Linked DNA regions of Homo sapiens: region 1 is linked to region 2. A link is a contact called in ENCODE Hi-C or POLR2A ChIA-PET data. All regions are on one chromosome and are shown on one strand. The core of a region is the stretch at or near the end of the contact, and the rest is flanking DNA. Distances in the headings are between cores, read along the strand shown.

Region 1 (6,308 bases), core at 489-2,988, 91 kb after region 2:
TGGGGGTGTACCAGAATCTTGGATAGGGGAGGTGTCATCCTTTCTGACTTTGTGACTGCCCTTCCCCCACCCTGTCCCCAGCCTTCCACCATTTGGTCACAAGGATGCCTGCCTGAGGTCGGGACACAAGGAATCTCCTTGTCTAGGCTGCAGCGTGGGGGCGTGGCAGGGAAAGACAGAAGCTCTTTGGTCCCGGGGCCCCATCCTGGAAAAGGAGAGGGAGCAAGGGAAAGGCCTGTTTACTTCCTCCCTTAGAGCAAGCCCTGACTCCCGGAAACTGAGGAGAGAGCAGAGCCTGGGTCTCTGAGCCTGGGTCCCAGAGCCCTGCCGAATTACAAATTATATCATAGAAGGAATTCAGGGAAGCTGCCAACCTGGGGCTCAGAGGGGACGGTCCCAGAGATGGGGACAAGAGCTGTGGCTGGTGTCAGAGAATGAATTCTTAGAGATTAACCCTTTGAACTCTGGGGTAACTGCTCCATATGTTAGTCCCTGCCTTTCCTGGGCCTTGAAACTGGGATACTAGAAGGAAAAAGATGGAAAAGGATGTCAGATGACTTTGGCTGTTCACTGCATCCTCCTGCAAAAGAGGCGTCCTCCTCAAATCCTGGAATAACTCGTGCCATTTCTCTATTTTGTATTCTGTGTTGGGGAAGGGAAGGAAGCCAAATTGATCATCTCTGCTTCCCTAAATTCCTCAAGTCTCATTTTGAAACTCCCACCCCGGTCCTTCTGGAGCAATATTCAGTCCATGGCTTGTCCCTAAACACCCTCTCTTCCCCTCCCACCCCCTCAAATGATTGAAATGTCCAAAGTATATTCTCAGCTTCTTCCACTGCTCACAAGACCTCTCCATACCACTCCTATGGTCTTGGGACTCCTGACTTCCCCTCAGACTGGGAATTTGAATCTCCTATTCCAGTCCCTACTCTGTAGTCATTTTGTAGTGTGCCCTCGGTTAATTACCCTTCCTGTTTTTTTTTGTTTGTTTGTTTTGTTTTGTGTTTTGTTTTGTTTTTGAGATGGAGTCTCGCTCTGTCATCCACGCTGGAGTGCAGTGACGCGATCTCGGCTCACTGCAACCTCTGCCTTCCGGGTTCAAGCGATTCTCCTGTCTCAGCCTCCTAAATGGCTGGTATTACAGACGTGCACCACCATGCCTGGCTAATTTTTGTATTTTTAGTAGAGACGAGGTTTTGCCATGTTGACCAGGTTGGTCTTGAACTCCTGACCTCAAGTGATCCGCCCATCTCAGCCTTCCAAAGTGCTGGGATTACAGGTGTGAGCCACCTGCCTGGCCTGTTGTTTTATTTTTAAGACAGGGTCTCACTCTGTCGCCCAGGCGGGAGCGCAGTGGTGCGATCTCGGGTCACTGCAGCCTCTGCCTACTGGGCTGAAGTGATCCTCCTCAGCCTCCTAAGTAGCTGCGACTACAGGCACGCATCACCATGCCCGGGTTACTTTTTGTATTTTTTCTAGAGACAGGGTTTTGTCATGTTGCCTAGGCTGGTCTCAAACTCCTGGGCTCAAACAATCCTCCCACCTCAGCGTCCCAAAGTGCTGAGATTACAGGCCTGAGCCACCATGCCCAGCCTTTATTTCTTTTTTTTTTCTCTTCAGCAACATTGTTCATGGAATTATACCCTTCTTGGAAGACACTGTATAGTATTCTTATTTGAGGTTCACTTGTTCAGTCTACACACTTATGAGCTGAAGAGGTTGCCCGCCCTCTTGTGGCCATTATGCACCACTGCTGGAGTTGCTGTGTGGAACCTCCAAGCTCAAATAAAACATGGCCTTCTAAAGACCAGCCCCCGTCAGTGCGCAGAAAGGCTAGTGAGTCAGACCTAAAGAGGGCATAGACTTGCCCAGCATCACCCATTGTAAAGTTGTGGCGACGTCCAGGTCAGAAAACCCAGATCACAAGCCCACATGCCCACAGCTCCATCACCTGGCCAGTCAACACCACTGAAGCCCAAAGGGACTGAAAGCAATTTTGCCCCTGTTACAATGTTTGCGTTCTCACCTCTTCCTAAAGAGGCAGCTTAGTCTTTAGAGGAAGAGCTGCAGGAAAGAAAACCCTGGGCCTGGACTGGATGAAGGGGTGAAGGATGCACTAGTCTGGATCACAGATAGGAGGAAAAATCAATCCTGGACCCACCATTTTTCTGGGAAGGAGGGCTAGTAGCTCCAGACATCATAGGAACAGAGCTCAGCATTTCAGACCTGGAGGTTAGAAGCAGAGGTGGGGGTGGGGAGCTGTGAAATTAGGAAACTTAGATGGGTCTTGCAGAAGTAGGTGTGGCTCCACAGGTCAGGGAATTACGGGTCAATTGGATAGCACCTGAGAGTGTTGTGGGGCTGGAAAGCTGGGGTGAGTGAGGCTGCCTGGGTATTCCGCTTAGGTCTAGGCATCCTGGCTGAATACCTTAGATTTCAGTTCACCACCAGAGAAGCCCGGAAACTCCAGTAAACACATATCTTTGGTCCCTTCTACCTGCCTCTAACTTGGCTGGTTGAGGCTCAGCTTCTCTCTAACTAGACTTTTCTGGCTTATAGGGTACAGCTGTTTGGGAGCTCAAAGAAGGAGAAGGTAAGAAAAAGGGCAGAAATGCAGAGAGAGGAGAGGATGGGATGAAAACGGGGTGTGGAAAATATCAGAGGGCGCATACTGCCCTCAAGTGCACTGGGGGCTTTTGTCCGGGGTCAGAGTAAAGACAAAGAAGAGGCTGCTCATGAAAGCTGCAGAAACAGTGCCTGGGGGGATAAGCGGGGGCGGTGCTGGCTGAGACAAGAGACCATGGGAGTGGGCATTGTAAAGACCTGCATTTATTTATTTTATTTATTTATTTATTTATTTTGAGACAGGGTCTCACTCTGTCGCCCAGACTGGAGCGCAGTGGCATGATCTCGGCTCACCGCAACCTCCGCCTACCAGGCTCGAGCGATTCTCCTGCCTCAGCCTCCTGAGTGGCTGGGACTACAGGCACACGCCACTACCACCCAGCTAATTTCTGTATTTCTAGTAGAGATGGGGTTTCACCATGTTGGCCAGGCTGGTCTCAAACTCCTAACCTCAAGTGATTCACTCGCCTCGGTCTCTCAAAGTGCTAGGATTACAGGCTTGAGCCACCATGCCCGGCTGAGGCCTGCATTTAGGATGGAGGCATTGAGGTTGAGCACTGAGCTAACTGGAAGCTCAGTGACAGCTTCAGTGAGAAATGCTTGAGAGTTGTAGCAGACACAAGCTCATTGTGTGTATGGTGCCAGGCACACACTGGGTGTTCCGTGACACCTGTTCAGTGAATGGAAGAATGAATATGTGTAAGCCCACAAGGAGATGTGACTGAAAAAAAAAGTTGCTAATTTACAAATTAGATAATTGAAAATATTTTTAAATTTACTTTTTAGCAATCCTATAAACAGTGCATTGTTAACAATAGTCTTACTTATAAATTTGCTCAAGGTCAGTTAAGTAACAAATGAGCTGTAATAACCCAGATCAACCTGACTGCAGGGGCTTCCAGGAAGCCTCCTCTGATTCCCTACCCATGCCATACACTCACTTAGACCCTACTCTCCTAGGAGAACAGATTAGTGCTGCCCAGAAGCTGGGGCAGGACATTAGTTTCCTATTGTCACTGTAATGAATTACCACAAAGTGGCTCAAAAAACAAAATTATTATGTTACAGTTCAGAAGTCCAAAATCAGCTTCACCAGGCTAAAGTCAAAGTGTTGACAGGTCTACACTCCTTCCGTGGGCTCCAGGGAAGAATGTTTCCTTGCTTTTTCCAGCTTCTAGATGCTGCTTGCAGTGCTTGATTCGTGGCTCTTTTCACCATCTTCAAAGCCAGCAGCAGAGCATCTTCTCTCCTCTCTAACCTCTGTTTCCATCCCTACATCTCTCTAATTCTACTGCCTCTCACTTGTAAGGATTACATTGGGTCTACTGGGATAATTCAGTATCATCTTCCCATTGGCAAGATCCTTAATTAAATCCTGCCTTCAAAGTCCCTTTTACCATTTAAGATAAAATGTTCACAGGTTAAGCAGCTGGTGAGTGTCTGTAGTCCCAGCTACTCAGGGGGCTGAGGCTGGAGGATCACTTGAGCCCAGGAGTTCAGGCCAGCCTGGGCAATATAGTAAGACTCTTCTCTTAAAAGAAAATTTATATTTATCCTCAGGTCCTGGGGATTAGGAATTGGACATCTTTGGGAGAGGGGCTTTTAGCCTGACACAGGCAGGGTGGAAAGTGGGCAGGAGGATGCACCCAGGCCCAGAATGAACCTCTGTGCTTTGTCCAGCCTCCCCTAGCCTGGAATGAGAGGTGGTACCAAGGCGGAGGTGGCAGGTCCAGACCCCATGTCTAGAGAATGTCAAATGCCTCCTGTACCATCACCACCAGGGAGAGCCAAAGATGAAGATCAGGCTTAGGAGAAAGCCTCAGTTTAGGAATCGTTTTAGACCTGAGACCTTCCTGGTAACCACAGTGGAGGATTCCTCAACACTGTCTCCTCTCCAGAACCATTCTGTGCTCCTATTCCCCAAGGCTGAAGATAATTATATTCCCAGTGAACTAACCTGGGTTCTCTCTGGAAAGGGCAGATTGATTAGTTGTCTTCTTTTTAAATTGTTATTTTTAATTATTTAATAGTTAAACCATGCTTCTCATAGCATAGTGAATTCCATCACCAGGCCCCTTTCTTATTTTATTTTCTTCTTTTTTAAAAAAATTTTAGACTGGGCACGGTGGCTCATGCCTGTAATCCCAGCACTTTGGGAGGCCGAGGAAGGTGGATCACCTGAGGTCGGGAGTTCGAGACCAGCCTGGCCAACATGGTGAAACCCCATCTCTACTAAAAATACAAAAATTATCTGGGCATGGTGGCGCATGCCTGTAGTCCCAGCTGCTCAGGAGGCTGAGGCAAGAGAATTGCTTGAACCCAGGAGGCAGAGGTTGCAGTGAACCGAGATCATGCCACTGCACTCCAGCCTGGGCGACAGAGCGAGACTCCGTGTCAAAAAAAAAAATTATTATTTTTTTAAGAGACTGGGTCTCACTGTCACCCAGGCTGGAGGACAGTGATGTGATCTTGGCTCACTGTAACTTTGACCTCCTGGGCTCAAGCAATGCTCCCACCTCAGCCTTCTGAGTAGGACTACAAGTGCACACGAGCATGTCCAGCTAATTAAAAAAAAATTTTTTTTAGAGATTGGGTCTTACTGTGTTGCTCAGCCTGGTCTTGAACTCCTGGCCTTGAGAAGTCTTCCTGCATCAGCCTCCCATAGTGCTGGGATTACAGGTGTGAGCCACTGTGCCTGGCCTCTTCTTTTGATCCCTCATCCCTATTCTCATTCCTCTCCCTGTGTCAGTATATGTTTGGATATGTATGTATCTTTGAAAATATATGTAATTATGTGCCTATGTGTTTTAATATATATAAATGGTATACTTTTATGGTAAGCCAACTTCTGTAATGAATTGCTCCCATATTTCAGTGATTTAACACCACAGATTTATTTTTAACTTATTCTACATGGCACGGGTGTTTCTGGTTGGACAGCTCTCCTCCACTGTCCACTCCAGCTCCCAGGCTTCTTTTATTTTCAGATGGTGATAGCCTCATCCCAGCATCATAAAGTTTCCGGTCAATTTTTCACCAAGTTGTTTTACTATCCGTTGATTATCATTTTATGAATTGCTTGTTTCACTAGGGATTACAGAATGGTGATTTTCTAAGGCTATTAATTTTTCCTCATTTATTAGCTCTAATTCTGTACAGAAAACCTTTTTCACATCCTCTAGGACCATTTGATTACTCCGAAATAAAATTCATACCAGAATGGCAAGATAAATGCTTAAATCTCTTCCCTTACCGTTTTCAAAGTAGTTATGTCCTAACAACTTCTAATGGTGTTCAATGATTTTTTTGTTTCACTCTCTTTTTAAATGATCTCAAACAACCTGTAGTTCTTATGCATTTAATGTCGTTTAATCATTTGCCATTATTTTTTGCTTTATATTATATAAAGTATCAAGCATATACAAAAATAGAGAAAATAGTGTAATGAATTCCCAGGGACCCAGCTTCAATAATTATCAATTCATGGCCAATCTTGGTTTATTTATTCCCTCAACTACTTTCCCCCTAACCAAGATTATTTTGAAGCAAAACCAGATATCATACCAATTTAATCTGTAAATGTTTTAGCATGTATCTCTAAAAGATAAGGATTTTTATTACCATTATTGCACCTAAAAAGTTAATAAATTGTCAGTATAATAAAATATAGTTGGTGTTTAATT
Region 2 (6,824 bases), core at 4,201-6,700:
TAATTTTTAAAACATTAGCTGGGTGTGGTGGCAAGCACCTACAGTCCCATCTCCTAGAGAGGCTGAAGTGGAAGGATCATTTGAGCCCAGGAGGTTGAGGCTGCAGTGAGCCATGATCATGCCACTGTACTCTAGCCTGAGCAACAAAGGTGAGACCCTGCCTCAAAAAAAAAAAAAAATATATATATATATACATAATTTCAGAAGTCTGTCTTGATAAGAACAAAAAAAAGCCAACAATTTTTAAAAAAGAATTGTCCATTAATTTAAAAAGGAAGTTATTTATTACATTTTCCTAAAATGAAAACAATAACAACGTCAAAACTAAAGTGCTGAGCTAACAGACCACTAGCTACAACCTTTTGTGTATGAGTTATAATCAGTTGTGTATAGGTAATCCTCAAAAGACCAAAGGTGACGCTCTTTGAGAGGCCTCTATCCAGCTTTGCTACAGAATAATCCCAATTCCCGAAGTCATAGCAAGACTAACCAAGATGCTTATAGGCGATTCTCTGTACTACAATCTTAACATTTCTACAATAAAAGTTTTGTTGTTGTTGTTTTTTGTAGAAATGGCATCTCTACAAAGCTGTTCTGGTCTAGACCTCCTGGCCTCAAACGATCCTCCTGCTTTGGGCTTCCAAAGCACACTGGGATTACAGGCATTAGCCACCACACCTAGCCAAAAATAAAAAGTTTTATGTTTCATCTGAACAGTTCAGTATATCTACTGCTGCCAGGAAATACACAAACATTAAGACATTAAACTCCCATTTGGATTCAACTTTTACATTACTATGACTGTAGATACACCAATCCATGCAGTTATTAGGAACCTTCAGGATGCACAACAATGTTAGTTATTGAAAAGATAGGCTAGAGGGAAACATCTTTGAAAAATAGTTTTTGAGGCCACTAGAAGCAATAATAGATAAAACTTGGCATTTATGGCTCAGTCTAAAATTAAGATGAAAGGCTAGGCATAGTGGCTCACGTCTGTAATCCCAACACATTGGGAGTCCGAGGTGGGCAGATCACTTGAGGCAAGGAGCTCAGGACCAGCCTGGCCAACATGGCAAAACCCCATTTCTACTAAAAATACTAAAATTAGCCAGGCATGGTAGCATGCGCCTGTGTAGTCCCAGCTACTCGGGAGGCTCAGGGACAAGAATCCTTTGAACCCAGGATGTGGAGGTTGCAGTGAGCCGAGATAGAGCCACTGCACTCCAGACTGGGCGACACAGCGAGACTCTGTCTTGAAAATAAAATAAAGATGAAAAAACATATAAAAATATTGGCACCATTACAGTTAAGGGCCCTAAGTCAACAAATGTCTAATTCAAAAGTTATTTAGCCCTAGGCTACTACAATAGCCAAGCAATGAGTTGAGCAAGGACCTTAAGTAGAAAGGCACCTAAAGACTAGAAGGAAACAATGTTCCTTATTTACTAATTAAACATATACTGACTAAATTGTCTACTACTTGCAAGACCCTGGGCAAGCTAAGCAGCTCATGACCAGGTGGGAAGCCAATTTCATAGGGAGAAGCATACATAAATAGTACAGTAGCTTCTCTAGACAGAATGGAAAAAATTTCATCTGAGAAGTGCTACAAGAGTAGGCCAGGCGCGGGGTCTCACGCCTGTAATCCCAGCACTTTGGGAGGCCGAGGCAGGCAGATCACCTGAGGTCAGGAGTTCGATATCAGCCTGGTGAAACCCTGTCTCTACTAACAATACAAAAATTAGCTGGTGTGGTGGTACATGCCTATAATCCCAGCTACTTGGGAGGCTGAGGCAGGAGAATCACTTGAACTCAGGAGGCGGAGATTGCAGTGAGCCAAGATGGCGCCACTGCACTCCAGCCTGGGCAACAGAGTGAGACTCTGCCTCAGGAAAAAAAAAAAAAGAAGAAGAAGTGCTAGAAGAGGGAGGCAAGAGGAAGGAGGGATGACTTTTAACAGAAGGGTTTAGAGAACATATTCTGACACCAAAGGTATCTGACCTGGGTCCTAAAAACACATACATATAAGATTTCAACATGTAACTATTGTGAGTGAAAGGCATCCCAGGAAGAGGAAAAAAAGCATACATTCAAGTAACAGCAAATACAAAATTGCTTCTATAGAATTTATGATGCACTCCAGGAGGAGAATTAACTAGAAAATTAAGTTGGAAGCAAAAATTAGAGGGACTTATATGAGAGGGTAAGCAATTGGGGGATTTTATTTATTTATTTATTTATTTATTTATTTATTTATTTATTTTGTAGGCAAAGGGAAGCCATTCAGAGGTTTTTAAACCCATTGGAAGATTTATCATTGTAAGATAAATCATCAGATGATACTCTTAACATTACCGTGGCTTGAACAGGATAGAAATGGGAGAGCAGTTAGTACGCTATCACAGCAGTCCAGGAAGGAAATAATAAGAGCTTGATGTGGGGTGGGAGCTAGGAAAAACCTACAAAACATGCTGCAACCACTTCACTAATGATACAGTTTTAAATGTTTTGAAAACTTAATTTATCACATAAAACAAGGTTGACATTCACACTATTTCCATGAAAAACCATTCACTTCATAGGCAATGTTTCAGCATACTCAAGTGTGCTTCGTTTTCAAAAAGCTGTTAGGAATAACTAACCATATTCTACATTAAAGCTACAAAAGGGGTAATAAAGAACAGCATATGTATTTTTCAGTATTCTCAATAGAATCTCAGTATGCACAATTTCATTCAAGGATGAACATTTTAAACTCAAATGTTTATTTCCATGGAAAATAAAGTTTGGATCAGAATTTTCTATACAACCTTATAAGACCCACGTCTCCATATAGTTATAACAGTCAACTTTTCTTAAAATTATTTTTGGACAACTCAACTCAACTTGACCAGTATTTTTCTACTAGGCTAATATATTTCAACCATAAGTGCATTCTTCATTTTCTCCCCTCCTCCCTACTCACCTCCCACCCAACAAATTCCCTTTGTATGTCTGCAAGGCAAGGTACTATATAATGCAGTATAATTCTAAGGCAGTTTGAATATATAATTCTTATAACAGGAATCTAGAATTATTAACCTTACTTTTTACAATAAAAGTACCAGTGATGTACTAAATTTCTATTCATATGTATGACAAATGTATCTAACATGCTTTACCGTTAGGGGGAAACAAAGGGGGAAAGACACAATAGATGGGTGGCAAATCTTACAAACTTTACAAAACACTGAAAAGCTGCATCTGGATTGCAGTCACAATTATAAAAGCAAATAAAGCTCTGAAATAAAGGAAAAGAAAAAAATTCTAAGTGATCATCAAGAGTGAAAAAGGTTTATTCAATACTAGTTTTTAGTACAGCACCATTTAACACTGACTAATTGAAAAAAAAAACAGGATAATTCACCGTTTGCAAGGACACAGGAAACAATTTCTACATACCTTCTATAAGACAGTTACACTTCTTCACACTTGCATGGCTCAAATCCTTTCAAACGTTTCCAAAAATACAGTCTTATAATAAACGAGGTTCCCCAATGACACACATTTTATTCTGTAGACTTAGCCATAACACGTTTTAAAATACATAAAGAATTCATCCTCGACAGAAACAAGGAGTCACAAAGGCTCTCTACTTATTCAGAATCATTACATAAAACACCATCTGTAACTGCAAACAGGGTTTGAGAAAATCTGACAGCTAATAATCATAAAATGGGGTAGACTTTAAAGGAAAAAAAAGCCAACTTTTCCATTTTGCTTTCCTTTTCCTTTCCTACCAGATACACAAAATGTCTGTAATAGCGTCAGACAGAGCTTTAAAATAAAAATATAGTGCTATATATGTATACTTTACATTACGTGTATAGGAACACATATGTATATATCACACGTTCACAGGAAACAGAAAGGTTCCCTCGTTTTTGTTTTTGCTTTTTCTTTATTCTAGGAATTGAAGTTACATTAAACCCTATCCCATAAATTAAGTTAAATCATCATTAAATTAAAGAGTAATAAAATATTGCACGTAGATTTCTCTGAGCGACTATCTTCTGAGAAGGAAAACCTCAGACTAAGACCATGGCTGAATACGAACGCCCAATCCCTAAAAAAAATCACTAACCGGCATTTGTTTCTGCAAGAGAAAAAGGGAGTCTTACAATGAATAATCACATAACTCAGTTTCAGAAGTTAACCGGGGTAAAACACAACGAACCAAATTAGACAAATGTATGAAAGGACAAGCTTTCAAGAATTCGCCCAAAGTGAAAGACTGGTTTTAACCCCGGGATATAAAACATCCTTTGCAGGTAGAAGAGTCTTTAATTGAAAAAGAAAAAAATAAAATAAAGTGGCGGGCACAAGAAAAACCTGAACGACACGCAAAGGCAAAGTAAAAAATAATGATAATTTTAAAAAGGGGTCTCTCCTCCCACCCCCACTTCCAGCCCCCACCCCCACCTTCGCAGGACAATAGGATCAGGGTCCTAACTGCAAACTTTAAACGTGTAAACCAGAAGCAGTTTTACCGCAGCTGTAACTGCAAATCTCCTCATCCCGAACCTAGCGCACCCAGGAATACTTCTGCCCTGAAAACATCAGCAAGCTCTTGGTAAATACAAATCAGACCCATCACGAGATTCTTTTTTTTTTTCTCCCAAGTACCTGGAGGATCCATTTCAATATAAAATATCAGTTCTGTCGAATAGGGCATCATCACCTCCCTCCAGTCTGCGTCATCGCGGTCCATACTCCACACCGTATTGTACATCGCGCTGTCAGGGGCAGGTCGCCAGGAGATATATAGAAGGCATATATTTTTTATCTGGTATTTAAAAATCTAAAAATATATATCTGCAAAAGTTCCACACGGAAATGTACTTCGGGTTTTCCAACGGCCAGTACCAGTCCGGCCAAACTACCCGAACAGGGTCCTCCCCCTCTCTCCTACAGAACACAACAAAATGCCCCCGAACTTTCAAGCTATGGGCTTTTCTCCTCAGAGGATTACACAGAGGCTTGGGGGACGGAGAGCAGAGGTGTTAAAAAGCGGCTTCCCAAAAATCCTTTCTACACAGTCGCTCTCCGGGGAGAAAAGCTCCCACCGCCTCCAAATCTTTCCGCGGAAGCCACTTTTGTGTCCTTCGAAGGAGGGAGAATGAAGAGGAAAAAAAAGAACACGTTGGGAGAAACCCGGGCAAGTGACAAAGGAAGGCAAAAAAGGGGGCTGGAGATTGCGTTCAAGTTTCGGGGTCCCACTGGTCTGCAGAGAGCGAATCCCCCAGAGGCCGGGACTCGGGCTCCTCTCCGGTCGGTCTCGGAACCGAAGCTGCCGCAGCCTCGGGAATGGGGCCGGCCGGAGAAGTCCAGTCAGCTCGGCTTGTCTGGGCGCTCCCGCCGGGGTGTAAGAACCAACCCGACCGCACCAACTGCCCTCAAGCTCTGCCCGGACTCCAGCCACTAGAGTTTCATTTTAACGGCGCGGAGGGGACACCCTCCCCGCCCCATGCTGCCCACCCGCTGAGGCGCCACCCAACCGCGCCGGGAGGGGGGACAGCAGGCATCACCACCGCCCCTTCCACGCCGTCCCGCCTCGATGTACCGGGATTCTGTCAAGTGCCTGAGAACATGTTCAAAAAGCTGCTCTCCATCTCGACTTTCACGTCTCCCCACCGCTCTCTAGGCTTCGGCTCCCCAATCAGCCATCCGCGCTCTCCCCCAGCCTCAATCAGAATGGTACGATCCGGGCGCTGGCCGCACTCCAGGAGTCAGTGCCGGGAGCACGCGAGCCAGGCGAGGAGGGAGTGGGGCGAGGGAAGAGAGGCAAGGTGGGTGGTGATTGGCTGAGGCCGGTTGCCGGAGCCTGGAGCCTGCGTCTTTTGTCTGCCTTGCTCCTGCGAAGGAGCGGGAGACGGCTGCGCGCCCCAAGCGGGCCAATCAGGAGACAGCCGGCGCCGGCCGGTAAGGCGGCGATTGGTCAGAGCCCAGTTACTAAGCGGGACAAAGGCAGAAGGGGAAAAGAAAAGAGGAGGAAAAAAAAGAAAGAAAGAAAGGAAGAAAACGCAAACGGCGGTTACTGACAGGCTGGGCGAGCGCTCGGGGGCTCAAACTGCCTGGAGACAGGCGGGGCTCCTGCTGAGGCTTGGTCCGCCCGGACGAGTAAGGAGAGGAGCCAGGGAGGACCTGCTGGCGTGAGACGCCTCTGCCCGGTGATTGGCCGCGGGGGAAGGGAGCGGACACAGAGGGGGCACGTTCTGTCACTTGGCGGGGTGCGCGCTCTTCTGGTCCTTAGGAGGTCTCTGGGGAGACTCCTTTCCTACAGACCTCTTCACCTTGCTGGGACAGCCCTCTCCGCACCCTTGACAAGTTGTCAAAGCAATGGTCCCCAAACCCACTTGCCACCTTACCACTCAGGGAGAGGATGTGCCCGTGGCCCCTGCAACCTTCCTGGCTGCTACCTGACCCCACTCCCTGCTTCTCCCCTTGAGCAATTGGACATTTCTGAGGGAGGCATTTCGCAGTTCCTCTGTGCTTCCCACCCAAAGACTTTTGAACCCAGAGGTAACTCCCCACGCCTAAAATAGTGAGAGGTCTCAGCAAGCCCTCCTGCTCGAGTGCTCAAACCAATTAAAAAAAAAAAAAGTCTTGGAATTACAGTGCATGTGTAATTTCTAAGATAAGTCACAGGTGTTGGAATCTCTCACCAAAAGGGCTCTATTCTGTTTCCCTGACAGACCCTCTTCCTCACATACTCATTCCCACCCCCAAAGCTTAAATCTGGGAGATTGGCTTCACTATGAAAATGCTGAATATTTCCATGC

Evidence for each region. A loop is a pair of places that touch in the nucleus more often than their neighbours do. ChIA-PET counts read pairs that join two places held with the same protein, here RNA polymerase II (POLR2A). Pooled maps may share reads with other maps.
Region 1: a map of dorsolateral prefrontal cortex shows a loop between it and region 2 (4-fold over the local background). The contact joins the enhancer-like site here to the promoter of PIK3R3 in region 2. A Hi-C loop is called at or near these places in 5 of 168 maps with a recorded cell type or tissue (MCF 10A, PC-3, PC-9 and 2 more), 6 of 37 single-sample maps with no recorded cell type and 15 of 50 pooled maps. POLR2A ChIA-PET finds 5 or more read pairs at or near these places in 17 of 52 experiments (AG04450, GM12878, H1 and 12 more).

Annotation. Positions count from the first base shown.
Region 1 is chr1:46,221,918-46,228,225 of GRCh38, forward strand. No RefSeq gene overlaps it. Among named protein-coding and RNA genes, the nearest start is that of LURAP1, 22 kb to the left of the region's middle. Within about 2 kb of position 1,739, at least 2 of the 41 ENCODE cell types and tissues checked have a DNase peak (open chromatin) inside an H3K27ac peak, as active enhancers do; they include OCI-LY7 and dorsolateral prefrontal cortex, where a contact is called at or near this core.
Region 2 is chr1:46,127,179-46,134,002 of GRCh38, forward strand. It overlaps PIK3R3 (phosphoinositide-3-kinase regulatory subunit 3), which reads right to left and starts at 5,451. Exons shown (of 10, transcript NM_003629.4): 1 at 4,669-5,451. The coding sequence starts at 4,774. All of the region lies in intron 1 of P3R3URF-PIK3R3 (P3R3URF-PIK3R3 readthrough), which reads right to left. LOC101929626 (a long non-coding RNA gene) reads left to right here and starts at 6,193. Exons shown (of 3, transcript NR_125987.1): 1 at 6,193-6,212. RefSeq lists enhancers at 4,714-4,763, 6,004-6,233.